2 separate regions of the Mus musculus genome follow, and region 2 is linked to region 1. The links are chromatin loops, found by intact Hi-C in ENCODE. Cell type or tissue: left cerebral cortex. All regions are shown on one strand. Links, peaks and the distances in the headings refer to the core of each region. The heading gives the core; the rest is flanking DNA. Region 1 has its middle 560 kb from the start of Gm25985. Region 2 holds the start of Isl1 (ISL1 transcription factor, LIM/homeodomain).

Evidence for each region. Hi-C counts contacts between places; a loop is a spot of excess contacts. Peaks named below come from ENCODE experiments on the same cell type or tissue, not always from the same donor. Only the 100,000 strongest peaks of a DNase experiment are listed, where the experiment ranks them.
Region 2: a loop joins it to region 1, with 5 times the contacts of the local background. A loop is called at or near these places in 2 of 42 quality-filtered maps.

The regions. Positions count from the first base shown.
Region 1 is chr13:115,671,524-115,688,066 of GRCm38, reverse strand. No RefSeq gene overlaps it. Among named protein-coding and RNA genes, the nearest start is that of Gm25985, 560 kb to the right of the region's middle. RefSeq lists an enhancer at 27-1,448. In left cerebral cortex, for the core only: a CTCF peak has its summit at 8,284 (motif pointing left); a DNase peak (open chromatin) is centred at 8,288.
Region 2 is chr13:116,303,164-116,319,706 of GRCm38, reverse strand. Isl1 (ISL1 transcription factor, LIM/homeodomain) reads left to right here and starts at 10,019. Exons shown (of 6, transcript NM_021459.4): 1 at 10,019-10,312; 2 at 11,244-11,433; 3 at 14,230-14,489; 4 at 16,375-16,543. The coding sequence starts at 10,285. RefSeq lists promoters at 9,842-10,220, 7,505-10,222. In left cerebral cortex, for the core only: a CTCF peak has its summit at 7,383 (motif pointing right); DNase peaks (open chromatin) are centred at 9,991, 10,240, 10,849, 11,276 and 5 more places; H3K4me3 peaks cover 279 bases.

The DNA of each region.
Region 1 (16,543 bases), core at 3,534-11,533:
AGAGACAGAGAGAGAGAGATATCTGGGAAGACAAAAGGAGGGAAATAAAATAATTTTCATAAGGTACAATTTTTTAGGTCAAAGAGCCTACCTTCAATTAACCAAATAGATGATAGAGAATAGTAATTGAATTAAAATTATGGATGTGTAGTAATTAGATCTTAAGTGAGGCTATCTACCTGTACTCATTTGTATCTTGTCTCTACTAAACTGTTGTTACTGAAATAAGTGTGAAATAAGCAAATGCACGCACATTTACTGTAGCAAACAGGCCTCCCAGAATCTAATTAGACAAAACTCTGCCATCTGCTCTGCATTATCCTGGTGCCTGCTCAGATGGATGCTGCTTCATTACTAAAAGGCAGAGGGGATGCAAATTGAATTGAGCTGGACTTCCTCTCAGACAGAGACCAGGGCATGAAGTCAAACCCTTGCTGTGAACTAACAAAGCACCACTGTGGAAAAAGTGGATGAGAGGGGATTTCTTTTTCTAAGGCCACATGTCTAGTGCTTAGCAGAGGCCATAAGGGACTGTTCATCCCATTGTTCCGAACCCGGCGACATGAGTCACCACAATATAAACCTTGTTCACTATGCAAATTGTTGATTTTGGTACTTAGTCCCTTGTGACAGATGCCCTTTTATTAGCTGTGTGTCATGGCATGTTGAGCTGCATTTAACACGAGAAAGACAAAAAGCTCGCGGGACTGATATGAGAGTCTATTTTGTAAAGTGAACAAGTTTCATTCAGTTATTGAAATGCTCTGGTAAAATTATTGCTGAAGAAAATACCCATTGTATGTCATGATTTTCAAAGCCCATTGTGTGTGTGTGTGTGTGTGTGTGTGTGTGTGTGTGTGTGTGTGTGAAGCTGCTACATTGAAAGCTTTGAACTAGTTTAGAAAATGTCTATATCCATAAGAACAATTAATTGGTGATGTTTTTCTAAAGGACTGAAAATGATACTTTGGCTTAAAAAAAGTTATAGATCTAGAGAAGGTAAAAGCTAATATATTAAATGTTCTACATTTTTTGGTCTTGAAAATCAGCTTTCAAATGACATTTTTTTCCTCCATATGATGAATTTGTGCCATTTTCTTCACTAAAAGCTATTTTCCTGTACAAATGGATGCATTTTATCCTGGATTCCATTCATGCTTGTTTTTTAAAAAATGTTTATCTCTTTGTAGAAATGCACTTTAATAAAGACACACTCTCCCCAGCCTCAATAGGAGAAGAAGAATTAGATTTTGTGTTAAATTTAAGGGTTTTTCTCCAAAAAGTACTTTTCCTGATAAAAGGTTACAAAGTATCAAACAAGAACTACCCATAACTGGTAAAAGCATAAAATCTAGAGACTTTGATGTGAATTCAGTGTTTTCTTTTCTTTTCTTTTTTTTTTCTTTTTCTTGTACATTTGGAAAGGGCAGAGAATCCAGTTACAGGAGTCAAAAACTGTGGACTCAAGTCTTTGCTATCCTTTCCCCAATTATCTCATTCCTAAGATTTTCCCAAGATTCTCTCTATTCCCCAGCCAGTAAACCCAGCCCTGAGTTTCCAGTGTAGAATCAAATAAGTAGTTCTACTCTTCAGTAAAATTTCCTGAAAAAATTTAAAGTTCGCATCTCCCAACAGTCTAAGTTTTACATTCTACAGATTTTCCACAGCCAAATGGGTAAGAACGAGTACAGGGATGGCAGACGGTTGAGTCTTCACAACAACAAATATCACTGAGGTCACAGAATCCTTAGTAGCCAAATTTAACTCAAATATTACAATTTCGGGGACATTCCAATTGTATAATAGATCTAATAGATCTTCATCTTTGCTCCATTGAGTGGATGTTCATCCATGGACCATGGATGATGGGAGTGGCTTTTTTAGTTCTTTTTTTTTTTCCTTTTTTAAAAATTAGATATTTTCTTTATTTACATTTCAAATGTTATCCACCTTTCCTGGATTCCCCTCTTCACAGGACCAAGGTCCTCACCTCCCATTGATGTACAACAAGGCCATCCTCTGTTACATATGTGACTGGAGCCACAGTCCCTCCATGTGTACCCTTTGGTTGGTGGTTTAGTCCCTGGGAGCTCGGGGGTTCTGGTTGGTTCATACTGTTGTTCGTCCTATGGGGCTGCAAACCCCTTCAGCTCCTTCAGTCCTTTCTCTAACTCCTCCATTGGGGACCCCATGCTCAGTCCAATGGTTGGCTGAGAGCAACCACCTCTGTATTTGTCAGGCACTAAGTTCCTAAAGGAGCAAATCCACTGGGTTCACATGAACTTCAAGGTGAAGAATATGAACGAATGCTGTGCCTTAAGCAGAATTCCTTGTGCAGTTTGAAAAATGAAGCATAGATCAGAAACTGTTTCAACTAATATTCCCTTTTACTCAGACAATGCACACTGACCCATCTGCAATTTCAGCATATTCCTTTGTGGTGTTATCTGGTACAGAGCATCATTCAATGTACACTTTCTCTTTGTTACTCCCACTACTCAGCCTTGTTCAGCAGGAACACAGCATCATTCAACTCTAACACACTGCATTTTTCTCTTGTCCATTATTTGTTGTTTCTTGTCATTTTTTTTTTTTAGTGTTGCAGATTCTCTAAACTTGTAACTAGTTATCCTGTTTATATGTGGTCCTTCATAGTAATATGTTAAGACTTCTATTCATAGATGTTACTTTCAACATTGTTACAATGATCTAATGGGCATTTAACTTTGGGCATGGCAGGAAGCAATTTCCAACATTTTAGAATTTGGGAGTATTTTACTATGATCTGCTGCTCCTGTTCATCATATAATTCTCAGCTGATATGCTGCTGTGCACAGCCACTGAAACCCAAGAAAGAGGAAGTATTGAACGATGCGTTATAACATGTTAAACATCTTCAGGCTTTATTCTCACAATTTAAAGTAAAATCATTAATAAAAATTGTTTAAATCTGCTTGACTCTTACAACTTTTTAATAATCTAAAATTTACTTTTATTTCTTGCATTCAATTAAATTACATGTAACATATAATTCATTTCAATTGTTAAATCAAGAATGTGCATATTTGGAAATATTGTTGACTTGTTGGTTATATCAGTGCTGGGAAATATTTAAACACAAGTTGTAATACAAGAAATAAAAAATTATATTCTTCACATATTATACTACAGAGCATGGAGGAAGGCACATATTCAGAGCCTAACTTATTACATTAAGGACAATAAGGCAAAGCTATTAACATCAAGGGTAATACAATGCATAAAATCACCTGGATCTATCCAGGTTGTGAAGAATGTTAGATACTGGACACATATACCTGCTTCAGACCCATGTGCTCATAGTATTCTAGTACAGTACAGTAATCTGCAGTACAAAGCTGTTTATCTATCTACAAGGACTCTCTTCTGTGTCTAGTCCACCCTGAGGCATGGTGCCTGCTAATTTAAATTTTATAAAGTGGTATTTTTAAAAATTGTTGCTTCTCGTGGAGAAGTCTGCCTTCAGTGATGCCTTGGCTAATGTTGATTTTGGTCTGCAACTGGTTTGCAATGAGGACTCACTGTACCTCCCTCCCACGGGCTGAATGCTACTACTAAGGTATAGCAACACTTTCCTCTTTGTACTCTTACAGTCTAGCAGGTTTATGTACTTGATTATTACAATGCTGTTATAGGTATACTCACTAAAAGGCTCAATTATTAAAAATAATAGATTAAATTTTCTATTGTGTGTTTATTTTGTGGCTTTGACAATTTATATTTTTCTGAATTTAATAAAGTTTGCATGATATGCAATAAACAGATCTGATGTTTTTCATATATTTATATTTATATAAATAACACAGTTTTTGAGTTCATTTTCACCAGAAACTTTTGCCAGACATGAATAATACAAAATAGATGGTGTAGCATAGGAAACTAAAGAAACAATTGGACCAATATTACAGACACTATACCAACTGGATCTTGTAACCCATGGTCAATCCCAGTTGTGCCCTGCACTTTGATCTGTTGACACTCTCTTTTAATAAACACCATCTTCTTCCTCCTCCTCCTTCTTTCCCTCTTTTCCCTTTTTCTTTTCCTCTTTCTCATACTCCTTCTTCAAAAAATAGTGTTTTATAAGGTGAAAGGGCTACACTTATCTGTAAGTATAAGAATACATGTTTAGAATGCAGTTAGCAATTATAGAACAAAAGTGGCAATAGCAGATTCTCCCCCAAGACCTTTGGCCTCACTAGACTCTGATAGTTGGCTACATATCCAGTACAAGGTACATTTTCCTTCTGTCGAGCAAGCACTCCAACAGCTATTGTTAGCACCAAGGTATAAGCAACAGTATTGCACCTGAAGAGGTATCTTATTATGATTGTCCTTGTTGTGGTTCACACACATCTCATCTGCACACCACTACTGATTATGCTTTTCCTTTGGAAACTAATGTAACCAGTTCTGGTACTAGGAGAGATACTCCTTAGGAAAGAGACTTCTAGATCAGTACTTGGTTGGACAGGAGCAGAAAGATTGTGAGAGCAAGAGGATCAGAGCATTTGCTCCTAGATAGTGTCTTCTGCACATGAGAGAAGAAGCTATACTCATGAAATCTCAACATTATTGTTTCCTAAGCAAGACCTACCTGATGGCAGCACTACGATACTCATAAAATAGACCTGGAAAGTTTAATAAGATCCCACACCTAGATGAAATGATTGTGACCGAGGAAGAATCCATTTTCTCCAGGGATGAGCTTTCTGGCAGGTTAGTCAATTAGTCAAATGTAAATACATGTGAATAGAAAAACAATAAGTAGATATAGTAGTTACATATACATGTGTGTATATATTTATGTATGTATATATGTAAGAATAATAATGAAAGAACAACATGTGAATTTGAGAGGGAGTAGATAGACATGTGTGAATTTTGAAGGGAGAGTGTAAAGAGTAGGAAAAATATAAGTGTAGTATTCATATGAATTCTTAAAGATATAAAAATAAGAGATTAATGTAAATCCTTGAAAATATAATTATCAGAAAAATCCTTTAATAAAAACAGATTTTTATAAATTATAATTATGCAACTTAATTGTATACATGGTTTATAACAAAACTATTATTAATTTCTGAGTCAATAAAACTGACTATATCCATGAAATATGAATTATAAATTCTAAATATGTTGATATGTGAAATATAACACCTCACCAACACATCCATGAAATAAAGGTGACTAAAAACCTCCCTCCTACATAACCCCTTTTTTCTAAGTTATTAGTCTAATAGGCTTAATTGACTTGTTTTGTATTATTTTCTAAGATATAGAACTTGATACATTTCAAAGATTAGAATTTTCTGTATTTAGGTACCTGAAATATTTCAGCTTAAGTAAAGTGTAAATTTAGTTCTACTTTTATGAATAAAATCTGTATATGTCAATCATATCACTGGATGGCTTAAGTCATCTTAGATAACACATAGTTCTCCAAAACAACATAGACTTGGAGGACTCTTGGTTCATTGTGCAAAATGTCCTTAATAAATTAGTTAATGTCATTAATTACTTTGTTTAGGTAATATTTAAAAGTGTAAAGATGGTTCATTTTGTAAATCCATCATGCATCCAAATGATGTACATTTCCTGATACATAATGAATGCTTTTCAGATGAGTAATCAAACAGGATTTAGATGCCCAACACAAACCGAGAATATGTATTATGATGATCAATTTTCAAGATAGTAAATCTACCTCCTTTATCTCATCGAAGAAAGGTACTAGACTTTAAATTGGAGATGGCTGCATTTAGAAATAAACAGAAAATAATTTGATGAATAAAGGAATTATAATATTTTTGATGAATCTTTCAAATAAAAGAGGCTGAAAATAGTGCTTTTAAAGGAAGCATTCTTTCTCATGGTTAAATGCATCTCTCTCTCTCTCTCTCTCTCTCTCTCTCTCTCTCTCTCTCTCTCTCTCTCTCTCTCTCCCCTTAAAATACATGCATTGTTGTTTAAACACAAGACAGTAATATTTCACTGCATGGAAATTATCAAGCTTTTGGCTTTTCAAATAACTTCATATTTACACTTAGAAATTCTCAATAAGGTTCCTAAATTTGAGAAGTCTTATATAAATACTTAGGTTGTTAAATCTCTAACAAGCATTATATTAATGACCATATATAAATATATTTTACCTACATTGGCATATAACTTTTGTATGGTTTGTTGAGTAACTATTTCATTTTCTGATATTGGTTTAAAATAACATTTATTAAGAGATTCTAAACCTTCTTTTAAAAATATATGTTCCTTGTTAACAAAACAGTTCAGCCTTTACTGCAAGGAAGGGAAGCTAAAATTATAATGGTCTTCTGTGTAGTGAGAAAATATTTTTATGGTTTGTGATAACCACTTTGCCACGTGTACACAGCCATACACTATAGGCATTTTTTAACGCTAGAAATGGAGAGTAACTGAGCATATGTTTTACTATCTTGCTGCATTATAATTTACTATTAACGTATAGAGCTTTCTATACTGTAGTCCATGTTACGGTAAGCAAGCAAACAAATCCAAAACCTCAGTGGTCTTTCGCCACAACGATCTCTCTCTTCCCTGCATAGGCTTCATATCTGTTGTAATAGGACCTAGCTTCCCCTCCAACATCACTCAAAGGCAGAGGTTGAGCGGGGAGCAGCAGTGGGAAATACTGCAGTGGTGACGTCATGTTTCTTTTCCAGAGTGGCAGATGTCACTTTCACACTCAGTTGTGGCTAAAATGTTTCACATTTAACAATAGGGCAAAGAAGCACAGCTCTCTCCCATTGGGAGTTCAGAAGACCTTAATATTACTGAACAGTGTAATGCTACCCTATCTATCTACAGTTATGAACCCAATGCCAAGTGCAGAATAATTACTTTAATGTTCCTCAACTGATAAACAGATTAAGAAAATGTGATACAGACTCACAATGGGATATAATTCAACTATAAAGTGCGAAGTCTATCATTTATGATAGCACACATGAAGTTCATGGTAATCTATTGTGGATTAATAATATTAAGAGAAATAAGACACTGAAAGACAAACATTTCATGATCTCCCTTACATATGAAACCCAATGAATTTTCCTATAGAAATTGAGAGAGAGAAAATGCTAGCTACCAGAGGATCAGGAGAGTCGGCTTTGTGAGGGAAGAAGAGTCTGTTATATGAGCATTAAAGTAGAGTTGGTCACTGTGTGCTAGGTTACAGGAGCAATGGCATTGGATATGCTGCTGGACAGTAGAAGGATTATATGTTGACAGTAAAGGACTGAGCCTAAACTACATAGTAAATTCCAGATCCACTTTGTTTGCAAAGGAATGCCCCATTTAAAAAATAAAACACAACAAACCACCACCACAACAAAAACAGTGCTACCCAGTTCCTACATGTATTACAGCATTACACTCCTTCCCATAATTATGGGCAATATTAGTTGAAAATAAACCTTTAAACCCCCCCCCCAAATAGCTCAAAGTTCCAAGGTTACTTTTGAATAATATCAAAGCACAACAAAACAGAACAGAAGCAAAGCCTTTGGAGAGACGATTATGAGGTTACTAGAAAGAATGACATTTACGTTCCAAAATGGCAGCAGTAATAACAATGTCAGGCATCACTAGAAAGTTTTGTGACAATTATATGATGCTAGAGTACAGCATAAGCTCCTCTAAGCTTCCTCTCCCCGATAAAGGATGAACATCACCTTTGTCATTACTCACAATGAGAACGTTAGAACTTCACACTGAGAAACCATGTGGTTCTTTTCCACAACAGTTCTCAAAATTGTTTCCTTCAAAATTCCTTAATAGGTCAGATAGATATGATGAGAAGGCAGATAATCATCCACAAAATTTACGTCATTTTCCTGCCTTTGAAGGAAGAGTAGTGGCATCTCCCAGGTTCTTGTTAACTCTTTTGAAAATGCTATAAATTGACATTTGGCAAAAAAAATTAATATGTGGTGCTTGGGTATTTGAAAAAAATGATGGAAATATTATGCTATTATAGTTATACCTAGTGATAAAAATGCCCTCCTAGCCAAATTTCTTGAAGCAAGGTGGAGCGATTCAGATATACCCCGAGAAGGACAAGGGAATGTTTTTATTATACATGGTTTGCACCTCTTGTGAAACTTTGGACTTTCACGGACAAATTTCTTGATGTATCTTTAGGAAGAGGCGCATCCCAAATCCAAGGACCCCGTGTGACATGTATCCTGAGGGAAGATTGCCACCTACTGGATAGCTGACTGCTCTCTCAGGTCTTGAATGTAAATATCCTCATTTTAGTATAAGATCCTTCATAAATCACAGCCGTGTTTGTCAGCTAGGACTTCCTCCAGTCATCTCAATTGAAGCTTCTACCTGTTTGGGATACTAGCCATACAACAAATGTAGATGCTTCAGCTCCAGAAGTCCCTGTCCCCTGTCCCAGAGCTCATATGTATAGCTCCTTAGAAGGCAAAGTAGAAGGTCTTAGGGTTTTAAAATGTTACAGAATCAGAAGATGGTATCCTGACTCAATCCAGAAAACATGTTTTATGTTAGATAAATATGCTGGTAAAAATAAATAAATTTCTTTTAAAAGTTGACTGCTCACAGCTTTATAGACTGGAAATTTTTTACCTACTGCTTTTTATGTAACACTTAAGAATGTAATTAAGAATATTCATATGAATAGTTAAATCATTGGTTATTTTTAATACATAAATATGAGGCAGAAGAAATCTTTTCCACATTGAAGAGTGAACGGATTAGTGTAACAATTCTCAACCTTATCTTTAGCATATTGGACAGAAGGATACGTATAGAAGTTCTCATAACTCTGCTGCCAACTTGAAACCCAAAGTGGACTTAAACACAGTGTTAATATAATGATAAGGTTCTAGAAGATCTGGATAAGGAAGAAAATGAAGGAAATGCCAGAATGTGCAGAATCTAAGTGAAGAGTGTCCATCAGAGAGAAGAGCTTTAATGACAAAGATTAAAAGGAAGGAGAGTGGAAGAGAAACAAATACAATGGACAGGATGGAAACCACTAGCAACAGGCTAAAGTCTGATCTTTAAAGCCACATAACCTGCAGACATGGGTAGATAGCTCACTGGTTAAGAGGGCACACTGCTGTTACAGACACCTGGAGTTTCTCTCTCAAGCACACTGTGGGAGGTGTAAAATCACCTGTAACTACAGCTCCAGAGAATATGATGTCATCTTCTGTAGTCTGTAGGCACCAGCACTCACTTGGCACTTAATCACAGGTAGGCACACATACACATAATCATGAATGAATATAACTTAACCATAAAAGAAATTGCATAAACCTGGGGGCAAAAATAGAATGATAAGGGCAAACAATTCAACTTCATCTGCGAATAACAGGTTGTTTTTAACTGCATTGTGAAATGTGACACTAATCCTTCTTTTCTTGATGGATGTCATTTCTCTTCTGTCTTGAGCCCTGCAATCTACACTTGCATTTCTCAGTCATTCTGTTGTTACCTGCGAGGGTCAATAAGGCATGGTTTTGGTGTTCTTGTGTTGTAGAGATGGTGAGAACAGTAATGAATTTAGGATGGATATGGGAAGTGTGGGATAGGGGACATGTAGAGGGAAACAAAGTATAATTTTATAATTAACAATCTATTAAGACTGTGTTATATTCTCCTAAAGATTCTTCCACTAATTCAGTAGCCACCTTTACCTATTCAAGGGGAAAACATTTTTTTGGAAAGTATTAATAAGATCCCTGGTCAGCCCAGAAATTTTAAGGTCTCTGCTCCTAAATTCTCCAGGACATACTGAGAATAAACTGTGCTGTCCCTGATTAAAAAAAAAAAAAAGAATATGAAAAGCCATGTGTGTATCCTTAGCAGCACATAACCGTTCATAATTTTTTTTAAATTGAGACAGATACTCAAATACCACTTATGAGACCATTTAATACATGAGGGTATTTTGCTGATTTGAAATTAGTGACCTTTTTTATAATCAATTCCAAATCTTGCCAAATAATTATCTAATTAAGATTATTATTATTTAAAATAATAAATAATAAGGGCCATGGAAATTGGTGAACTGTCCTCTTCCTCTCTCCATTTCTTTGTTCCTTCCTCCCTTCCTTCCTTTCCCCTTCCCTCTTTCTTTCCCCCTTCTTTCTCTGTGTCTCTCTCTTGTCCCACACCTCTTTTCTTTCTCTCTTTCTCTTTCTTTCTGTTTCTCTCTTTCTCTTTCTCTCTCTCTCTCTCTCTCTCTCTCTCTCTCTCTCTCTCTCTTTCTCTTTCTCCTTTCTCTTTCTCTCACTCTCTCAACAAGGTCTTTTAAGGCATTAAATTTCAAATTTGTTATTCTTACCATATTTATTCTGTTTTATAATGAATTCAGTTTGAAGATTTTTCCACTAGGATCCAGAACAACAAACTTTTCTTTTCATTTTTATTTCTTTCTATCTCTCTCTTTTTTAATCTTAGATAGCACAGTATTTCATGAAATCATGAACAGGGATTTGAAGTGGACATCAGGAACCACACTCCCTGTGTTAAAGCCTGGGCACAACTCCGAATAACAACTGATGCCCTGTTTGGTTTTTACAGTGATGATGTAGTTGAAATGAGTTATGGAGACTTAAAATAACTAGTAAGGTGAGCTTTTGGTCAGCATACTATAAATAATAGCATTGAAGATTTGAAACGCACACACACACACACACACACACACACACACATGTGTGCTTTATCCAATAAGTCTATTGTAATTAAACACAACTTTTTAAAAGCAAGTATACCCTTCAAGCAGCTGTATGAATTTTCTGCTGTTCTCCCTACCCCCCACCCCCTGAATTTTAGATTTATACAAACCACATCTCAGCTGCTACCTTTCAACAATTTTACTCCGAGGCAATAAATAATTCAATGTGCTAATTTGACAGATGACTCTCCAGGAGCCACCCGCCATTACTAGCATCATTAGGCCATAATATGCGTGACGAGGAGGATGGCCATTCAGCAAATGTCCTTCACTTGTTTACTCCTAAAGAGCTGTACTCTGCACAATTAACTAATGAAGCATTATGGGCTTTTCTGCCCTTCCCTGCTATTTCAATATTCCAGTGTGGAAAGCCTGGAGGAAACCCCATCCTGTCTCCTTTTGCTAAATAAGGGTTTACAGGATGGTTTAGACTGAACCGGAGCTCCCAGAGAAATAAGGAGAAAATAAGATAGGAAACACCGATTCGCATCATATCTGTCATTAACACTTCCTTTCTTTTCTGTGATGTGTAAGGAAAATTCAAACAGAATTTGGCCATGAAAAAGAGAGAAGAACAAAAAAATGAGAAACCTTCATAACACAAAGGAGAGACAACGTTCCTGCAAATAAAACTCATATGTCATCCAATATTTCCTGCTAACAAAAGTTTTGCAGTGTCCTTATGACGTTACATAATTTTATCCTGACCTAAGAGCTTGACCAGAGGTAAAGGCCCTCTGAGTCACCCTCGATTTTACATGTTCAATCCAGGTGAAATTACTAAAAGTTCCGTGACTAAGGCTGTTGGTGTGTACAGGCTTTCTCTGACCAAATTAACAGCACCTTGTATCTCTAAAGTTTCAAAATGTCCAAGTTTTTGTCTAAAGAGCTCATTCCCACAGGCATGAATTAAACAAGCAAACATCACTGTTATTACTCACTAAACATCACAAGATCGAGATCTTTTGTTGTCGAGAAAAGATGGCTGGCAGTGGAAGTGATTTTAGAAACTTCCTTGCCATGAGTGCATACTAAACTGGAGAGTCACACTTTGCAAATGGTATCCTTTACTGCTTTACAAAGGCTATGGTTGTAAGCACAGAAAACACTCTTTGTTAAAGGCATAACAAATGAATGAAGGGGGGGTGTGAGAAGGGATGCAGGTCTCAAACACATTTCCAGTCTACACCAGGCCCATGGCATGGCTCATGTCAGAAACGTTCTAGTCTTAGATCTAAAATCTGTGATTTTCTGCTGGCTGAGAATACAATTTGATAATGATGATTGCAATGTTTCCCTTACACAAATAAAATTAGGATTAATAATGAGTTCTGATATGAACCAAAGAAAGGTATCATGCTCATCGAGTTTCAATTTAAGACTGTTGCATTTATTTCATGTATGAGAAAGGTCTTCGTGGCCTCAGTGATAACCTCGGGAAGATGAGAATCAGCATCCTTGTGTTTTGAGTCCTGCAGATAAATCCTGGTAGACTGGCAATATCTTATCACACATGAACATTTGTCATATTAGTTATTATTATGAACTGCACATTCCCGTTCACTTTTCTCTTGTATAGTTCACATGGTTCTTCTTTCAGCGGAATGAATGAATGCAGGCGTGCTAAGTCAAAACTGCAGGAGATGAATGAAAAATAGACACTTCTGAACATGGATGTGTCTACTGGCTTCACTATGACTGGAGTAGTATAGTAACGAAAACAGTAAATCTGATACCGTTTAGTATGGTGAGGACTGTTAAACGCCTGGAGAGTTTGCTCCAATCCGCCCACAACAAAGATGGTAAATAACTAGAGTGTGCAAACTTATTTTTCAAACGATAGTTCAAAATGAGAAAGTATGTTTAAATGCCAACAGACCATCACCCTTCTTGCTCTTGAGTAGTACAAAAGGCCACACACATCCTTCATGCAATATATTCATCTGATGAAATCTGAAAGGCATCAACAAAACATGTAAACATTATCAATTTACTATGTTGTAGGAAGTTAAGAACGATAACAAATAATAATGCATGTGTTATAAATGTGCTTAAAGATTTCAAAAATTACATTTTTTTCTAATGTCCCTACCTTTCTATATAAAACCTTACATAGAAGGTTTAATTTCCAGTTCGTTGTAGATTGTATAAAATTGTTTCATTTTATGATCTCTGTAGTGAAACTCTTCGACAGGTATATAAGGGACTATAATTTAATTCAGATATGTTAGAAACTGGAAAAGGAAACTGTATACTATCTGGTAGCATAGTTAAGTATTTATAGGCATGAAAAAGCAAACTTGTGTTTAAATGATGGGTTATTTGTGTTTAGAAGCTGCTGTCCAGTGAAAAATGCAATAACATCAAAATTATAACTAATAGAATCACCTTTATCTTTTCAGGATTTTGACATTTAATATGTGTTTATAGATCTCTAGTACATGTTGGACATTAGAAAATATTGCACGCTAATGTTTACTTTGAAAAATAAATTACTTACAAAATATTATGAACTTGCGATGCCTTCAGTGGGGCTCAAGAATTATAATTACTAAATCAATGGCACATAGTTCCCATATAGTCAATTCAATTTAACTAAAATTATTTTGAATTTCATTTAAGACTCATAATGAAGTCTTATTTTTGTAAGAAAAAAAGTCAAAAGCTGCGTGAGGCTTTATTTAGAGGTTGGCTCATTATTATGCAGTAATTTATTCTTTTATGGTGTGATTTTTGCTAAAAATTCAATAGTGTGTTATTAAATAAATCATACCTATGCTAAATGCATCTCAGAAAAACACACTCCCTTGCATGTGCCACTTACCTGCAGGCTCACAGTTCATTGAAGATATTTCTGTTTATTTTGATATCTTTTGTCGAAGAAATGCACAGTAACAATGATGAGCAGACAAAGAGAGGGGAAAAGCCATTCATCCATTCATGGGTAATTGAATTCCCTCATATTTCATAAACAGACTGCCTATCTGTAGGGTTGTGCTTTATTCGAATAACTTTCTTTAAAATGATTTTTCCCTATAAGATGTTGGAATTGCAATAATGTTTAAGAACTCAAGGTCAAAACATTTTTTAAGTTAGTTTATTTGATGAATGTATTGCTGGGAAAGGAGTTACCCCCTCCTTTTCCTTCTCCCCTCTTGCCTACAAATTGCCTTTAGACTGGATGTTTATTGCCCGATGTAAAGAACAAAACAGAGAGGTAATTAAGCCTAGAATTGCCTGCTGGTACTTAATGACAGTCAGGCCATGGGCAGGAGCTTCTGGGTCCACCCAAATCTGCCAAGAAGGAGGCTTGTTTCTGAAACAAAGCCAAACAGCAAGACATCATTACTGTTAATTACCTGGTAAACAAAAGAGACTTGGTGTCTGTGGCAATGCACCAAACTTGGTGCAGCAGCTGATGCTGTAAAAGACGGTTGGTCTGACTTTGTCCCTGGGAGCATTGTGCTGAGATGATCCACCTCCGTAAAGAGCTTAAGTAATTACACTCCAACAACTGTGTTTGTAAGCTCTGTCCCTTGTCTCGCGCTTTAATGACAACAAACAACCTGTCCACTGAAACAGGTGGCATCTGCTAAGCATCACGCGGGACAAAAAAGACATAATCTCAAAGAGAAATTCATTATTTTTGAAGCCAAAGGGCACAGTATATAAAAGCAGGTGAAAGGAGTGAGGCCCATTGAAGTTTAGAAATCCTTTAATAAATAATTATGAATTAAACGAATCGACTACATTGAACAGAATTGTCAACTGCTTTTGTGAGACACTAATAAAAAAGCAAAAAAGAAAGGCTGTAATAACTGTATGTTTGTGTATAAATACACATGCATATGTTATGCACAATGTGTATTTAATGCATATATTAATGTATTTATTACATTGCTTTGTTTTCATTCCTACCCTTTATCTACTATGCCTGATAATCGACATAGATAAACTCAGAGGGATGGCGAACACAGAACATTTAAGTTCGAAGAAGATTGTACACTAAGGCTGTATGTTCACTTGTATGTGAGATGTTTGATTGGATGGATTTTAAAGTCTTAGAGAGGTGATATAGATTTAATGACTTTATCATATAGATACATGTTTTTCCTTTGCAGCTATGTAGTCTTACGTAGATTTCCCCTCATGATTATATTTCCACACAAAATAAAATTAAAATTAATATCACGTTTCTCACAGACACAGTGCACATCTGCTCTGAGCATGAGGTCCACTATGTCACTTGCTTGTTCACCAACACGCAAGTCATTATTTGCTTAGATGCAACTTTTTAGCTACGACAAGAAAAACCACAGGGTGGGCTAAATCAGTACAGGCTTGAGCATATTCGCCATGCGCATGCCCAGAGCCACAAGCTGCGTGTCAAAGCGACCACGGTTTGAACGTCTGCTTACCTGAGACACTGCTCACATTCGTAAAAGGCGAAGGACAAGGTTAGGAACACCTAGACTGTTGTTCTGAACAGTATTAGTGTGTGTTCATAGTATGCAACGATGGGTTTCATGACGTTCCCATTCAAGTGGATTGGACTCTTCTCTATTTTGACCTCCTGTTGCCCTCTGCTGCCTCCTTTCCCATTCCATCCTTCCAATTTCTTTTTTTTTTTTTTTGCTTCCATACCCGCACATATATACTCTATATATTCATAAATATTTATATATTTCATAAACACCATGAATAAAAGTTGTGATGCGGTGTTGGTCTTTCTCACTCTGGGTTATTTAATTTAGCATTCTTATTATCTCTGGTTCTATCCACTTTCTTGAAAATAACATGTTTTATACTTTATAGGTGAATGAAACTCCGAGTCCGTTGACGAATCCTTCGTGTGAGTCCACAGTTCAGCCATCGTGAACGGTGCCACAGTAAACATGGTTGTTCGACTCTCATCTGACTTACACCTCCTGGGGTGTATTTCCAGGATTGGTGCCAGTGGATCTTACCGTAATCCCACTTTTCTGTCAGAATAACCACGGTCAAATTTAAGCTTTGTAGATTCATGTGAATACTAAAGTCATATAAAAAAATCATATAAGAAGACCTGATACATACTATACCTGTGTGGGGTTGTTTTGTTGTTGTTGTTGTTGTTTTTGGTTGGTTTTTGTTGTTGTTGTTTTTGTTTTATTTAGTGTGTGTGTGTGTGTGTGTGTGTGTGTGTGTGTGTGTGTGTGTATGTTTTGTTTCCTTATTACTTGTGAGACCATTTCTAGTTGAGATGTGACTCACTTGCGAAACTAATATTACTTGTAGTAACCTTCCACTCGGTGCCCTGATGGACTTTGAAATATACATTTGCACCCACTAACAGGGCAATTAGACACCAGTGTGACCAAAACAATCACCCAATGACTCAATCCACATGTTTTTCTTCCTGCTTTGGTTGACTTTGTTTTATATGGTGTGTCAGATAAGCCATGTGCAAAGGCTCTGCGGCCAGACCTGTTATCGACATATCACTACAAGGGCCTGTCATTCGAGGTTGTAAGATTCTTGTTTTTGTCTTCATTCTCTACAGCCACGAAGCCAAGGGAAAGGATATTTCTACCTTCTGTGAAGCACGTTCTCACTCAGCTCCAGAAAGCTTCTAATATACTAAGACACAAAGCCTCTCATGAACTTTAGATCTCCTACCAGTCCTGGCCTGTGCCAGGACGGAATCAGAAGGAATTCAACTCAGCATTTTCACTCCTGTGGTTTCTCCCAATTTTTACTCCAAAGCTGTGA
Region 2 (16,543 bases), core at 3,393-11,392, 630 kb before region 1:
TTTTCGGTTTGGGTGGTCTTGAAGAAAGTAAACTACACATATTAAGAGTTTGCCTATTCAGTCCTCCAAAGACGGCCATGTATCCAGTGTTTGCTTACACAAATTATCTCAATGAGGAGAGCTTATAAAATGAGGCCAAGTGCTAAATCTAGAAACACAGGGGAGAATACATTAGAAGGACAGCCCCAGAGAGCCACAGCCTAATAGCAACCAGTAATATTCATAAACTGGTATTAGTCCAAAGTGCATGCCATGAACACGGCAGAGAATGCAATTTTGATTGTTTTGTGTTATTCAGGAGTATTTGCACCGTTGAAATGTGAATTAATACCTTAATATTTAAAAGATCCTTATATGTTCTCCATCCACCACTAGACATTCTCAACCTTTACATTTTTTTTTTAAATGACTCAACCTTAGCCGGTCTAGATGTGCTTTAAAGATACTTTTGAAACCTGTGAATAAAGAATTCAAGCTTGGAGGAACTATTATCTCTTTTGCTTGGTCTTTTACTATGATTAGTTGCCAATCAATTGTCTTCTGTGGCTGCTGTGTTGTGGCTATTGCCACTGGTTTGGTTAGTCTCATATTTCTTCTCCATAGCAGACACTGATCAAATCTTGCCAGATTTTGGATGGGTGCGCCCTTTTATAGAGCTCCATTGCCTCCTGTCAGGCTTTTATGGACTAGTTTATTTCTGCACATGTGCAGGCGTTTTGACTCTATTATGTGCAGAACACATTCTACAAGAACAACTATATCCCACCTTTCTGAGACACCAGACACTCCAATTTTTCCCCAAGTTACAGGTGTATGCGCAGTGTTCCTCCTTCCTGGTTAGCAAGTCTGTTCTTCTCAGAGCAGTGTAGCTAGTCTCATGAGGCCACATGAGAACTGCTAAGATAACCTGGCTGCTGGGAGCTCCTCAAGTCGCTTTGCATAATTTGGATCACGAGCAGTGTTTTCACAACACCTTTCCCCTTTTGTTGTGGTTTAAATAAGCAGTGCCAAATATTTGAATTACACTTTGTGCTATAATCCAATCTGCAAAAAGGGCAAAGGCTAATAAAAACTCTGGGAAACTTTGAAGTCATTGGGTTTGGGGTGTTTTGTTTTGTTTTGTTTTGTTTTGTTTTGTTTGTTTCCAGATTCCTCTTCACATCTGGACTTTTCTCTTTCTGAGTCCGGAATCCTATTGCTTGTTCCATTTAGGTACATAAAGTATCATAAAATTTCACATTATGGTATTTCTAGTACTTCTTGTTTATGTTTTCTGTGATAGCACCTCATACCAACAGTGAATCTGTCTTTCATAAAAGATGCAAGTGTAATACATTTCCATCAACAATAAAACTTTTTAAATTCCCCCACCCTACCCCACCCCCCCCGCCAATAATCTACTTTCTGCAAAAGGAACCCTTAGCTTTGGTTTTTAAAGTTTTAAGCATCAAATGAAAATGATTATAAATTCTGTCTTTTTTCCTTTGGCCTCTATCTATAATCTGTCCCAGATCCGAGTTTCCCTCTTAAGGACACACTGTGCCAGGAGAAGCTGGGTCAACAAGGGCCACCCCTTTCTTTGTTCCCTTTGAGTTGTACCTGATGTTTCTTTCTCAATAATCTTTCTCTTTCTCTCCATAAAACAAAACACTTCTCTCATCTTAACCTACTTCTCTCCTCTTAAATCTACTCTCATCCTTTCTTCTAGTGTTTGATAACATCACCAAAACTCAATACTTCCTCCAGCACTATATTTAAAAGTTTGATTTTTTTCCATCCAGTTAAGTTTTTCTTCCACGTTTAAAGATGCTCGTGTCCCTTCCTCACAGACAGCAGCTTCCAATGGAACACATTTGCACTACTGAAGTATAGCCAAAGTCACATACAGACACAGAACTTCCACGGCTTGAGTAACTTGGATAGTTAATCGCACTTCAAGAGATGCAAGAAACAAGGTGTTAGGATCTGAATTATACTTCTGCATATACTGTGTAAAAATTCAAAACCAGTGATATTACATATGGTGTTTGTCACCAATGAATCATATAACACAAAATAGAACACTGTGCAGTAATAAGCCCCTTGACCAGACCAGGCCAAAACCACAGAACAGAACATTCTAAAGTAAGTTTGCATGCTAGCAGTTCTGTAGACTACTTATAAGCAATCATAAAACTTCCAATATCAATAAAGTTTAGCATGTAAGGCTCTTTGGGGATTATCATACTCTCTAGGGAAAGGCTAGAGATTCTTAATATAAAGCAAAACATTAACTTAGGCTCAATCAAGTGAGAATACACATCATATATTTTTAAGATTCTTTGTTTGTTGAGACAGTGGGTATTGCTCTGTGTAGCACTAGCTGTCCTAGAACTTGCTCTGTAGCCCAGTCCTGGCTTTTGCAAACAAGGCTGGCTTTGAACTCAGAGATCCACCTACCTCTGCCTCTTTAGTGCTGGGATTAAAGGCATAGGCCATCACTGCCCAGGGCAGTATTCTTCTAGCTCGACTGAACCCTCAGATAATAATGATTAAAACAAATTGTTACACACAGAAATCTTTCCACTATCACTATATTTTAATAATGGGTACATATCTACTAGGCAATATAGAAAGCAAATCTATTCACAGTGCTTACTTATTTTATGTCAACTTCTTATAAATTTTGAAGTGATAAAAACTAGCATTATATTAATTTTATTGTAACATTTACATTTGAATAATGATCATGTGATATTGTCATATCTCAAAAGTTAAGTTCATAGTTAGCCCTTAAGCATCATTTAGAATTTATTCATGTTTTAGCTATTGCTGGCATAATTAAAGATTTCTGAATAATAAGCAGTAACACATTTAGTACACAACTTTATAATGTGTAATTTTTGTGCATAAACAAATGTGTGTAACATAGAAGTGTATTTCCTTGTAGCATTGACTTCTAACATCTAGTTTTAGATCATGCTCTTTGATTGGTCCTGGGTTAATGAAGTTTCAAATATTGTTCTTTTTTCTTCATGAAAGCATATTTGAATATAATTTTTAAGTCTGCCAATTAGTTTCTTGGAAGAAGGTTATGCATATTAGAAGGAGCACTTGATTTTTTTTTCCCCTCTATGGAACTATCTTCTAAAGTAAAATGGCACTATCATTAGCATATAATTACTTCATAATTACACTTAAAGGAAATGCTGCATACTTTTGATATCTTTACATATCAGATTGTGAGGTACATACCACCTATAAATAGAGCCAAAGAAAGCTTTAATAGGCATCTTTTGAATCTTTCTAATTAAAATTGGTTTTTGTTGGTTTTTTTTTGTTTGTTTGTTTTCTAGACTAAATTTTTTACAATAGAGGTGTATCAGATATGTTAGGAGATGACTGAAAAATGGCCACAAGGTAAGTATTACCTTTTGGCCAAGGAACTCTTAAATCAACAAAGATACCAGCTGTCTGGATCTGGTGGCTATGTATACCCACCCCCATAACATCCATGCATCCTAACATCTGAGCATGGGCTGCATACCGTTCTCCTTTCCCAGAGAAAATGTTTGCTTAATAAATTGAATAAGACAAATATAAGAAAGATACAACTAACACCAACATCGGAGTGAAAATTTTAATATTCAGATATGCATGTAAAAGTTCCAGTGCTATTAATGTACTGTATATCGTTTCCAAAAGCTGCTACCAAGACATACATATCTCGTTGGTTTTCTTAAAAGTGTACTCTCAGGAAAAGCAGAGACCCCAGCGATGGTGGGAAATGTGAATGTGACAGTCTGTGACATTGCTAAAATACTGTCTCAGATCATTCCTTTCCACACTCGTGCTCATGTTGGGGAAAGCTGGATAATGGAGCATGGGTGTGTTAAGTCTGGATGTTCAGCCTACTCAAAAGGTAGCATCTATAAGCTCACATTGCATGCCTAGGATTTTGGAGGGTCTCCCAGTTTACAGCCCATACCGGGAAGCAGGCACATCTTCGTGCCCCATTTAGATATTTCCCTTTATATCTCATCTAGCACAATGAAGTTCACTTTGCTCAGCATCTCGGGGCCGGTCATCCTTTTGGAGCCTGTTAATAACTCAGTCCATTTGATTAAGTAAAGCTGTTTTCTAAAGGAGCCGTCTCCTGTAGCCCCCCCCCCCTTCTCTTCCCTGTTCATATTTTTTCCCACATCTTTTATTAGATATTTTCTTCATTTACATTTCAAATGCTATCCCAAAAGTCCCCTATACCCTCCCCCCACCCTGCTTCCCTACCCACCCACTCCCACTTCTTGGCCCTGGTGTTCCCCTGTACTGAGGCATATAAAGTTTGCAATACCAAGGGGCCTCTCTTCCCAGCGATGGCCAATTAGGCCATCTTCTGATACATATGCAGCTAGAGATATGAGCTCTGGGGGGTACTGATTAGTTCATATTGTTGTTCCACCTATAGGGTTGGAGACCCCTTCAGCTCTTGGGTACTTTCTCTAGCTAATAAAACTCATCGCTTTCAGATTCCACACAGAAAAGGATATGTCCTGCCCTGTACTTGATGAATATGAACAGGGTACTTTCTCTAGCTCCTGTATTGTACCCTGTTCATATTTATCAAGTACAGGGCTGGACATATCCTTCTTTCTGTGTGAAATCTCAAAGCGATGCGTTTTATTAGTGTGGATCTAGAGGCATAGAAGATTCTCAACAAGAGCTGCTTCACCCCTTTATTAACCTCCATGGGGGGGGGGGGGCGCAACACACACCAAACTTAAAAAATTGTCCCAATGATCTCTTTCCTCAAAATGATTTCAGATTTTACTAGGGTATAAAGATCTTTTTCTTGCCCCCAAACTCCTTCAGGCGCCCAGAATCTGCTGATAGTGCACCCATGACTCCCTGCCCCCTTTATAAAAATAAATAAAAAAGCACCCATATTCAGGAACCTCAGCTATGCCACCCGCCACAACATGCTTTAGCCGACAGACAGCTTAATTCAAAGGACCAAGGAGTAACTCTTGACATCACCTTGGCAGCCAACCCCAGCCCTAGGAGGCCGTCTTGCCCACACTGATATAGAAACCTAAGGGAAGGTTGCCTTTACTCAACCCTGGTAGTTTCCCAGCTTGACAACTCCCTCTCCAGCCCAGGCCCGTAATTTTCGACTCCTCCCCCACCTCTTTGACCTCTGAGGTATCCCACCCCAACCCCCTCCCCCGCTCCTTCTCGCTGTAAACCTCCCGAGGCTAAGGTAAAACAACTCAGAGACTCTAAATTCAGAGCTGAGGCTTAGACAGACTGCAGAAGAGGAAAAATGGTCCGGGCTTTGTGAAAGGACCATCAGCTGGATTTGATGAATTCCTCAACTAAATGAGGCTACTTTGCTCCTGGGTTCTCCGAGACCTGGGCGGCAAGGTGAGTGCTTTGGAGCAGATCTAGTAGACTACAACCCAACTACGGAGCCCACAGCTCCTTTGCCACGTAGGCTCGCTCCATCAACTTAAAGGAAGAATACACTTAGAGCAAGTTTTGTCAAAGGTGGGGTTCTGGGCCAACTTGAGCCAAGCCTCTTAGTGCATCATGATCTCTGGTTCCTAGGCAGGACTCGGTTAAATTTTGTCTTGATCATTCAATAGTTACAGAGGGGAAGCGGAGGATTTCCTTTGAAAAGGGTTGTTCCCCGATTAAGAGAAAGCAGTAAATACCTCCAGAAGCACGGTTTGTAAAGAAGGTGGCAAATCTCTGTCCTCACTTGACCCAGCTCCTCACAACATTCAGCTTGGGCTCCTCAGTCTCAGGACTGATCTGAGGTTTGCGGCTTCGTCGCTGCCGGGAATGTGCAATTCTATCCCGGCTGAGAGCCGAGCAGCAGACCGCACAAGATCACTGCCTTTGGAGCCGGCCGGCCGGCAAAGATTCCGGAGAAAGGAATGCTGATGACAGAAACAACCACCTGAACTCAGAAATGCAGGCTCGGAGCCTCTGCCGGGAGACGAAAGTTCTGGCTAATTCACTGGGATTGTTTTAGTAATTGGCACTCAACACAACTATATTCTCAGTAGGAGTCCTAGGCGATAAGATGGGAATCACAGCGAAGGTTTGTTATTGTTAACAGCTACCTTTATTAGCGGTGTTGCTTCTTTTTCTTAGCAAAATATTAAAAAAGGGACGAATAAAGGGATAATAATTTCCGACATGATCTCTCTGTGGGGATCTCTCTCTCTCTCTCTCTCTCTCTCTCTCTCTCTCTCTCTCTCTCTCTCTCTCTCTCTCCCTCCCTCCCTCCCTGTGAAATCAGAGAAGTCTCTCCCCAGATCCCCAACAAGCCACAGGCAACTGGAAGAGAAATAAATTAGCTCTAAGCATCTCCATCCAGCTCCCCATGGAACGTAAGTGCTAATCCTGACTCCCTTTAAGAGCATGTTGTTTTGTCTGATCTTTGGACATGATTAAAGATGCCAATGGTTCAGAGACTGTTCAGAAAAAAGTAGGAAAGAGTACACATGCATTCTTTGTCCTCTTCAGAGCTGAATGAACACCTCCGTGTTTCATTCCGACCCCTAAATTATGTGTTTATGAAGGTGAAGGGAATATATCCTTTGTTACACTTTTCCATCTGAATAGATTGCTCATTAAAAGTGGAAGCCTAGTTGTTCTACTAGTTCGAACCAAATTCTGGTTCCTGGGAGTAAATAAGTGAACGTAGTCACTGCTTAAGGAAAAAAAAAATGACCAAAGAAAGCCTCCCTTTTGTGCTCAATATTATTTATGTGGAAAAGCATAGCTTTTCTCATTATACAGATTTTTCAAAGAAACACTTAGGATTCTCTTTTATCTGCCAGACATTAGAGAATAAGTAAGTTCTGAGTATGAATTTACTTTCCAATGGCAGCTAAAACATACTACAATTTCTTTTCTTTTCTTTTTTTTTTTCTTTTTGGAAAATGGTGTGGTTTCATGATGTTCAGGGATCTGTGTCTGACTTTAAATATAATGTGGAATGTTTCCGTCTTAATTAAACAGAAATAAGAAAGCAGGAGCAGATAAACAGAACGGTCTTAAATGGACCAGCAGGGAGCTCAGGAGGAACAAACATGCGCCAGGAACTGTGCTCCAAGTCATGTAAGCAAATACTACAGACTCAAGAGAAACTTACTAAGTAAGCTTAGCGGGTATCTCTATGGTACAAAGACACTGGAATCTTATATAGGTGAGGGAGGATGAAGAAACAGTTTATGCATTTCATTCATTACTTCATTTTCAAAATGAAGGCGCTCAAACTACAGATTCGCACCCCTGCTGTTTTGAAGGACAGATATTTGACCTAGCAGCATACAAAGGTCACAAGAAGTCCAATTTTGACAGGAGAGTGTCTAATCCCTCATTGAACACAAGAGGTCGCCCCTGTAATCAAATGCTCAGGGGGAAAAATATTGCTAATCACTTTTATGTAATCAGTTTTATGTATTCTATAAAAAACACTGACAACTTTACAGATACGCTTGATGTGTTAAATACACACATAGCAATCAACTAGGGGAGGAGGAGAAAAAAAATCTGTGGTCATATGAGAATCTCTGGGTAAAGGGAAACATTGTGGCCAGCAGCAGGAACTTCGATTTCTATGCAAATTGTATAATCACAAACACACAGATCTTCAGAGCACTTTCATCACCCGATCCTACTATTACTGAGTTCCCTCCAGCGTCTTCCACTGAGTGGAGTAGCTTTTGCATGGATCCTGGCTTTTATCAGTCTAAGAACCAGGGGAATGAATGCCTGTTTACAATAGTGCCCTGAACTAAAAAAAGGAAAACGTGTCGTGAATGCTGTGGAAGACCTGCTCACATTGAAAGTTTGTTCCCAAACTGTACGCTAGATTTTCTACTTGGAATTGCTATGACCAACGACCCTTTGTAATAATGTGTTGTTTGAATTAAAACATTACTAATTGTTTTGGTGAATGCCTGTATATGTTTGGAAGGGTGAAGAGTGAGGGTCCTTTGTGGGTCTCAAGTCACTAGACTGATGCTTCTTTTAGATGCCACATTATAAACATAGCGTGAAGAAATAGAATTGGTTCAGATCCCCTATTTATCTTTGTTGTTGTTTGTTGTTGTTTTTAAATCATGGTCAACCTGGCTGTATAGAAGGGTAGCATGCCCTTGTACGGAGGGAACTGCTTCTCTGGGCTTGGCAAAAGCAGCTTGACAAAAGATACCACACATAGGATGTCAGAGAGCAGAAACCGGGGTTGAAAGGAAAAAACACAACCAACCGGTAAAGTTAACCGGAGTCTACACAACTTTCCATCCTGCTCACGGACTTCAAAATAATTTATAATTAAAAAAAAAAAAAGAACAGGAAGGGAAGAGATTCCCATCTGCCTTCTTAAAGAAAACAGCAAAACAAGAAAGGGGGGAAAAACCCACTCCTGCTTCTTAACCTCTTTTCTCTCTGTGTGTACTCTGAAAAGTCACAGGCTTTCTAACTCGGCCACTGCGGCCTAGGTGGGGTTCACAGGTTTTATCATGGTTTAGATCTGGTGGAAGAAACACAAAAAGGAGTTCCCTAACCTCTGGCTCTTCTAAGAGGAAAACAAAACAAAACAAAACAAACAAACAAAAAAAAAAACAAGCTGAACCCTTCTACGATTCTGTTTGTAGCCTCTCTCTCTCTCTCTCTCTCTCTCTCTCTCTCTCTCTCTCTCTCTCTCTCTCTCTGATCAAAGTCCCTCTAGAAGCTCCGGCAGAAGTGTGGGAATTCTGTGTGTCCCCTAATAACTGCCTCTGAAAGACTGTAGATTTTGGGGAATCAGGAAAGAAATTATTGGCAAAAGTTACCGGTGAGATGCAGCCAACATCTCCTCCAGATGGCTTCCCCAGAGGAAACAAATTAGAAAGCTAACCTCAGGGGAGGGAAGTAGGCGCCCCACTCTTCTTTTGCAACAGACCCTCCCTGCTCACGCCTTCATACTAAAAGATTTAAAAGTCTCTAGAGAATATTGTAAAGTTGCGCTTATAATTACCAAGCCGTTTAAGGGCCCAGTGCACCTTTGCCTTAAAAAAGAGTGGACAACAGATCCATAGACAGACATGGACAACCCCACCCCACCCCCGTAAACTTTAGGGTCCTGCACTCTGACTCTAGATTAGAACACTTTCATGCTAGACTTAAAATTGAACAGGAGACCTCACGGGTCGGGAGGAAAGGAACCAACCTCGGAGTTAATTCGTTTTACCTTTTCGTTTGACCTTTGCGTTTCCAACCCGATTGTCCGCTAGGGAGACAAGCTCCCCTTTCCTCCCACCCCAAGTCTTTGGAGAGCTCAGATTGGGGAGTAACAGGGTCAACACGGTAGCAAGAAAAAGAAAAAAAGAAAGAAAAGAAAGAAAGAAAGAAAAAAAAGAACACAAAAACGAAGTCATAAAAAAACCCATTTCTTTTGGGTCTAACCGTCCTACTCCGGGTTTGTCCCCTAACGCGTAGCGCGCTGCTAGCTCCAGCAGATGCGCCCTTCCCGCAGGCAGCGAAATTGGCCAGCCCTGGGCTGTGCGCGCCAGCACGGGAGTCAGTGAAGGAAAGCGGCCCGTTCCAAGTGCCCCCCTTTTCCTGGAGCCCGGTAGGGACCCGCTTCACAGGAAGGACCTACCCACCAGCTACTCGCCACGGGCGGCAGAAAAGGGAGCCCCGAGCTCAGCGCAGCCCAAGGTCCGCGGGGAGCCCGCGGCGCTGGAACCCCAGGACACGACGCGGCGCGTCCGGGAAGGCGCGGGGAGGGGGTGGTGGACAAGGAGGCGGCGGCCGGGGACCCGGGCCACCCGGCGCCCAAGGAGCGACGTGGCCTCGGGAGGCTTAATCCTCTCCTGCGGGCTCGCCGAGCGGGCAGTGGCGCGCGGAGGCGCCGGGGCTGAAATATGATAATCAGAACAGCTGCGCCGCGCGCCCCGCAGCCAATGGGCGCGGCGCTCGCCTGACGTCCCCGCGCGCTGCGTCAGACCAATGGCGATGGAGCTGAGTTGGAGCTGAGAAGTTTGAGTAAGAGATAAGGAAGAGAGGTGCCCCGAGCCGTGCGAGTCCGCCGCTGCTGCTGCGCCTCCGCTCTGCCAACTCCGCCGGCTTAAATCGGACTCCCAGATCTGCGAGGGCGCGGCGCAGCCGGGCAGCTGTTTCCCCCAGTTTTGGCAACCCCGGGGGCCACTATTTGCCACCTAGCCACAGCACCAGCATCCTCTCTGTGGGCTATTCACCAATTGTCCAACCACCATTTCACTGTGGACATTACTCCCTCTTACAGATATGGGAGACATGGGCGATCCACCAAAAAGTAAGAAGCGGTTTAACCTTGTGGGGCTTGGTGTGCTGTTGTGGTGTGGGGGGGTCTCTCTCAGGCACCGATGACAGGGCTCTTTGGATTTGTAGTCACTGCCTGGAGAGACAGAAGAGAAGGTGGTCCTTTTGTTGTTGTTGTTGCTGCTGCTGTTGTGTGTGTGTGTGTGTGTGTGTGTGTGTGTGTGTGTGTGTGTGTGTGTGTGTGTGTTTTCTTCTTGTCACGCTTGCAGCTTGCATGTTTGGTGTGAATTCCGATCTTTGAGAAACTGATCATACCTTGTGTTTGAATGCTCTGTGCCCTCCCAAACTCTAGCCGCCTGCCCGGTGCTTAGCGGTGATTTCCTCCTCCGGATTCCGGAGCTCTTGGAGAAGTTATTATGTAGCAAAGGTCTGCCTGCACAAACCACACCGGCAGATATGAATTAGCATTAGACTTGCAAAAGAGAGCGAGTGACAACTGTATTGATGTCTACTCTTCTAACAATATCCATTCCCGCGTGCTATTGAAGAACGTGCTTCACGGAAAATATAGACATCCCAGCGTTGCTTTAACGCTTCTAGTCAAAACCTTTTCTTTGACATGACTTATCCATAATCTTGCCTAATGATTATAGCAAAGAGGGAGGAGGGAGAAAACACAAAATGAGCGGGTTTGATTGCGTGCTAAGCTTACAATGTAGACTATTCAAATCTGCGTTTTACATATATTCCACCTCCCTTTTTAAAAAAGCGAGTCAAGGTTTTGATGGCACACTCCAATTACCATCCCAAAGTGCAATACTCTTTAAGGGAAGAACAAGAAAAAAAAAAAAAGGGAAAGAAAAAAATTCTTCCAGAATACACCCTATAAGAGAACGACACTAAAAGTGTGTTTATCTCTGTAGGAAGTAAACGGTTAGTCAATCATGCATTTATTTTCATTTCAGAAAAACGTCTGATTTCCCTGTGTGTTGGTTGCGGCAATCAAATTCACGACCAGTATATTCTGAGGGTTTCTCCGGATTTGGAGTGGCATGCAGCATGTTTGAAATGTGCGGAGTGTAATCAGTATTTGGACGAAAGCTGTACGTGCTTTGTTAGGGATGGGAAAACCTACTGTAAAAGAGATTATATCAGGTATGCCATTTTTACAGGGTTATTTTCTGAGATTTCTTGGCTCTCCTTGTTTATTATTTGATGTGCCTTTGTTTTGTTTTGTTGTTTTTAGAGGGAGGGAGAACGTTTACTTTAGAGTGCCCAGTGTACAAGAAATGTTTTTAAAATTAAACTGTTGTTCATTTCATATCTTTGGGGGGTGGGGTGTCGCTGTGTTTCATAAATTTTTGTTGATAAGGTTTGTTAATGACTCTTTGAATTTTTCATACAAAAGATTATTTCCCTCTTTAAACTTCCCTAAGGACAACAACAAAATTAAGGCAAATAAGTTTAGGGTTTCAAACTTTAAAAATTCTATTTTCACTGTATAGTTTATCATCTTATTTATTTTTCTCCTGTTTTATCAATGACTTACATTATTTTGGGGGCTCCAAATAAACAGACAAAAGTTTCACCAAAGGATTTTTGAAGAACAAGTACAAACATTGCTCCCTTTACTTTTGGGGTGACTCTTCCTTTGATAAAAAATTTTAAAACCAAAATAAAATATTCCTTAACGCCCCCCCCCCAAAAAAAACCACCGGAAATTTAATCTTTTTAAATATTAACCCTTTGGTGATATCTAACTGCCTTTTCTTTCTTATCTTATCTGGGCTGATGAATTAGACAGAGCAGATCAAATTGCCCATCATCTGTCTGCGAACAATTGGTATATTTAGGTAATTGAACAGCTTCCTTTCTCACATTAAAATCTAGTAACTGATAAAATGAGGGAATCAGCTGACGGACAAGACCAAAACCAGGGAGGAGGATCTGAGCTGGCTTTTGTTGCACTTTTTTTTTTTTCCTAATTTCAAGTTTCTCTGACCTACCAGTTTATATCAGAAACTTGACTTTCTACCTTAGAAAGCCTGGTAGAATTTCTAAAGGAAAATGTGTTTGTTCTAATACAAAGCAAGATACTGTTCCCCTTCACTGTTAGGCTGGCGATGGCAGAAATGTAGCCGATTTTAGATTTCAGAGGTGGCCATTGGCAAGTGATCGGCTTTTCCTAAGCCATAAAGCGCTTTGGAGCTTCAGAACTTTCATTAAAGTTTAGTTAAGATTTAAAATACAGCCCCACCAGTTTTTCTCCTGCTGGAATAATGCCCCTCCCTCGGTTTTGTTTTGTTTTGCTTTAAAAAAAACATAGATTGGAGGATATATTCATGATAGCTAAAATTAAACAATATACTAGGGAGGGTTTGCTTGTTTGTTTGTTTGGTTTGGTTTTAATGACAAGGAGAATGGGAGGAAGTGGGATACAGGAAAGGGGAGGGATTTCGTCAATGGTTTGGGAACCCGGCAAAGTAAGTCTTCCTTCTATAAAATGGATGATCTTGCATTGGAGAGGCAGAAGGTAGGAAAAAAAATTTCAAGTCTGTCTTCCAACCTCTGAGAAATAATCCCTTTTCATCTTTTACTTGGCTGGTGTGGGCTCTCGGGACACTGGAGAGGGAGAAGGGAGAACCTACTTTGAAACTCCAAAAGCATCTTTACGCCTCTGAAGATACTGTTTCCCTCCCTTGTATACAGACTTGCTTCATTCCGGATCTGTCAATTTGCAGATGGAGTCACTCAGTTACTTTTCCTTTTCTCTTCTCTTCTCTTCCGCCTGGGAGCATGTTTGTAAGTGTGTGTGTGTGTGTGTGTGTGTGTGTGTGTGTGTGTGTAACACCCATGCACAACCCTTTTGGAGGATCTATAGTTGTAAAAGCAGGGTAGAGTGACCATTTTTATTTTAAGGTCTCTCATTGGGGAAGCAACATGCCACCTCCTTTGTGTGGATCTTGTCCTATCTTTTTTCACTCTCTATGTAGAAATTACTGATAGCTATTGAGGGATATCCAGGCAATGAAGCAGTGGATGGACTATAAGGACTATAAGGACTGAGCGGTGGTAAGGAAAGGCTGACAGGGGAGGAAGCTTTTAGCAGTGCGGGTTGGTTTTGTTGTTTTTTTGTCCATTTGTCTTGCTAGCCTTGTCCCCCAGGCAAACTGAAGTAGAGGTACATGCTTTAGGAACCGAGGAAAGACTGGTTGGAGGAACAGAAGCTGGGCATTAAAATAAAAGAGGAAGAATGGAGAAAGAACTTTCCATTAACAAGAGCCCCGTGGAAAATCTTTAGTTGGATAAATACTGGAAGGCCTTCACTGGAGAGGACCTGGAAACTCTCTAGTGCTTCATCTTGTTATTGCGTTCTGGGATTTTGTGTGTTCAGATGGAGTGGGGTGACCCTCAGTCCCCTTCCCCACCTTTGTTGTTGATGGTGATGATGGTGGTGGTGGTGGTGGTGTGCTTTTTCAGAAATACTTTTAGTAGCAGAAATTGAGGGATAGAGAATGGAAAGCATAGGGCTACTGGCCACTAATGTCCCCTGAATCCCTCCCTGCAAGTATTTGCAAGAATAATCCTGAGACTGGTACCAGAGGCTGGTTCGAGGTTTAGAATCCATCAATAAATTTTCCTTGGTTTGGGCTGAGTGCCTGAACTAAGAGGTACAAACTTAGACAGACACAGAGGTTCACCATAAAGGTTCCCCTTGTTAAAGGGGAGGTTAAGGAAGAAGGAGGGAGAGGAAGAGAAGGGGGAGGAGGGAGGAAGGGGGTGGGGTTGTTTCTATATTCTGCCCAACTTTGCTATTGCTATTTTTTTTTCCAGGCAGGTCAGGTTTATGGCCCGGGTCTCTGGCCATCTTGGGACAGAACCTGCCTGAAATCACCCATTTTTGTGTGTGTGTGTGTGCTTTTCTTCCCATGCCGGGGCCGGTTCATTCAGGTTGTACGGGATCAAATGCGCCAAGTGCAGCATAGGCTTCAGCAAGAACGACTTCGTGATGCGTGCCCGCTCTAAGGTGTACCACATCGAGTGTTTCCGCTGTGTAGCCTGCAGCCGACAGCTCATCCCGGGAGACGAATTCGCCCTGCGGGAGGATGGGCTTTTCTGCCGTGCAGACCACGATGTGGTGGAGAGAGCCAGCCTGGGAGCTGGAGACCCTCTCAGTCCCTTGCATCCAGCGCGGCCTCTGCAAATGGCAGGTACTCCTCCACCCAGAGGCTGAGAAAAGGCAGGCGGGGCTAAATCATAACCTTTCTTTCCTGCAACCTAGGGGTCACACAGTGGTGCAGAAAGTGGCCTGCAGTAAACCACACGTGCTCTTTGCCTTTCTAGCAAATTTCCATACACTCGTCGTCTGCCTTGACGGCACAACCACACATCTAAATGTCTGTCTATATACAAGTACACAGCATACCCCGCTTGTGCACACATGTATACACAAGCCCAAACTGTACTGTCAGCTTTACTTTGGCCTCTAACCCATAGCTTACTGAAAATGGGCTTCAGCTCTCTGCCAGGTTTTCTCCTAGCTGCCGCCTAATTAAAGGGGTGGAGCCCTAGGTCTCGAGGAGTTTCCTCCCTAGCCCTGCGAAGGAAGCTTAAGCAGCCCCAAGGCATTTAGCTTCCCACCTCTCTCTCTCTCTCTCTCTCTCTCTCTCTCTCTCTCTCTCTCTCTCTCTCTCTCTCCCTCTCCCTCTCCCTCTCCCTCTCCCTCTCCCTCTCTCTCTCTCTCTCTCTCTCTCTCCCCCCCCCTTGGGATTTACTTTCCAATCCAAAAGCTTTTTAAAATTTATTTTTATGCCTTTGTCAAAAAACAAAACAAACAAACAAACAAAAACCCCCATGTCCCTAAAAGATACAGTGTCAGTAACTGCAGGCACTGCACAGGACTGTAACTTAAAACTGTCAACAGCCTAATCTGCAGTAATTGCCTTTTAAAAAGGAGCCTGCCTCTTTAAGCCATTCATTCTACGTGATTTGGTGAGAATTTCATCTCCAAGCCTGTAGCTGTAGCTCTAAATTGACCCCATAGGTGTTTGGCCTGACCCCAGGGGGGCGTGGAAGGTGTGGGATTTGTACCGTGGAGATCAGAGGACCAGTTGCCCATAAAGGAAAGTGGAAACACAAAGGTTGGCTAAAACCAAGACCGGCAGACAGCAGAACATTGTTTCCTCCCTGCCTTCCAGTCAGAAGCAGGTCTCCATCCCTCCATCCCCGTTAGTATAAAGCCATCAGCTCCTACTAAATACCAGAGGTGAGAAAATGACAGCTTTTCCCCAACCCCCAACTCACCTCTTCTAGCTGCTCTGCAATTCTTCCCTGAGTGATGTCTAACTAGCAGACAAGGGATAAAGCCAAGGGTGAGAAACGGCAGAAGAGGCAGAAATCTTGGGAGGGAAGGGAAGGACCGTCTCCACTCCTCAGTCATCTCAAGCTCAGACAGTTCAACAGAGTTTCAGTTTTCTTTTGCTTGGGGTCAGCGGGTCTCTGGAACATCCCACATTGTTGATTTAGTACTAAGAAAGACAGGCGGACCATTCGGGTAGTTGGAATCCAGCATTTCTTTAGCTTCTAAATATGATTGTCCCCTAGAACTGAAGTTCAAGGCTTTCTGGCATAATTATCTGACTTTTGGTCGCAGACTTCCCAGCCCTGTCGTGTCTCTAGCTGTCACTGGGGTGTTCTGCGTTTTATTTTCAGGTACCCTCTATGACTTTAATCCAGAAGGGAAAGGCAAGCCTGGAGGTGGGGGTGTAATCTGTGACCTTCTTCTGGTTATGAGGGAAGGGGGGAGGGAGAGATTTTACTGTTGAAAAAAAAATGTCTCTGGTGCGGGTGGAGACAGACTTCTTTCGGCTAATTGTGTAGTGAATGGGGAGTAGGAACAGGGGTTGCATCTCTTATCTCCCCCATTACTCTCTGCATTGTCTTCTATTGACTAAGGAGCGAGAGATCTTCTTCCTCCTCATCCCTACCCTCTGCTGTTTCTGCGAGGTGTGCTGAGCCAGGGCTAGATAGGGAATGGAGTGGGCTGATGGTGGCGGGAGTGGCCTTGCATGCTCACCGAGTCCCTTTGCCCCGTAGCCGAACCCATCTCGGCTAGGCAGCCAGCTCTGCGGCCGCACGTCCACAAGCAGCCGGAGAAGACCACCCGAGTGCGGACTGTGCTCAACGAGAAGCAGCTGCACACCTTGCGGACCTGCTATGCCGCCAACCCTCGGCCAGATGCGCTCATGAAGGAGCAACTAGTGGA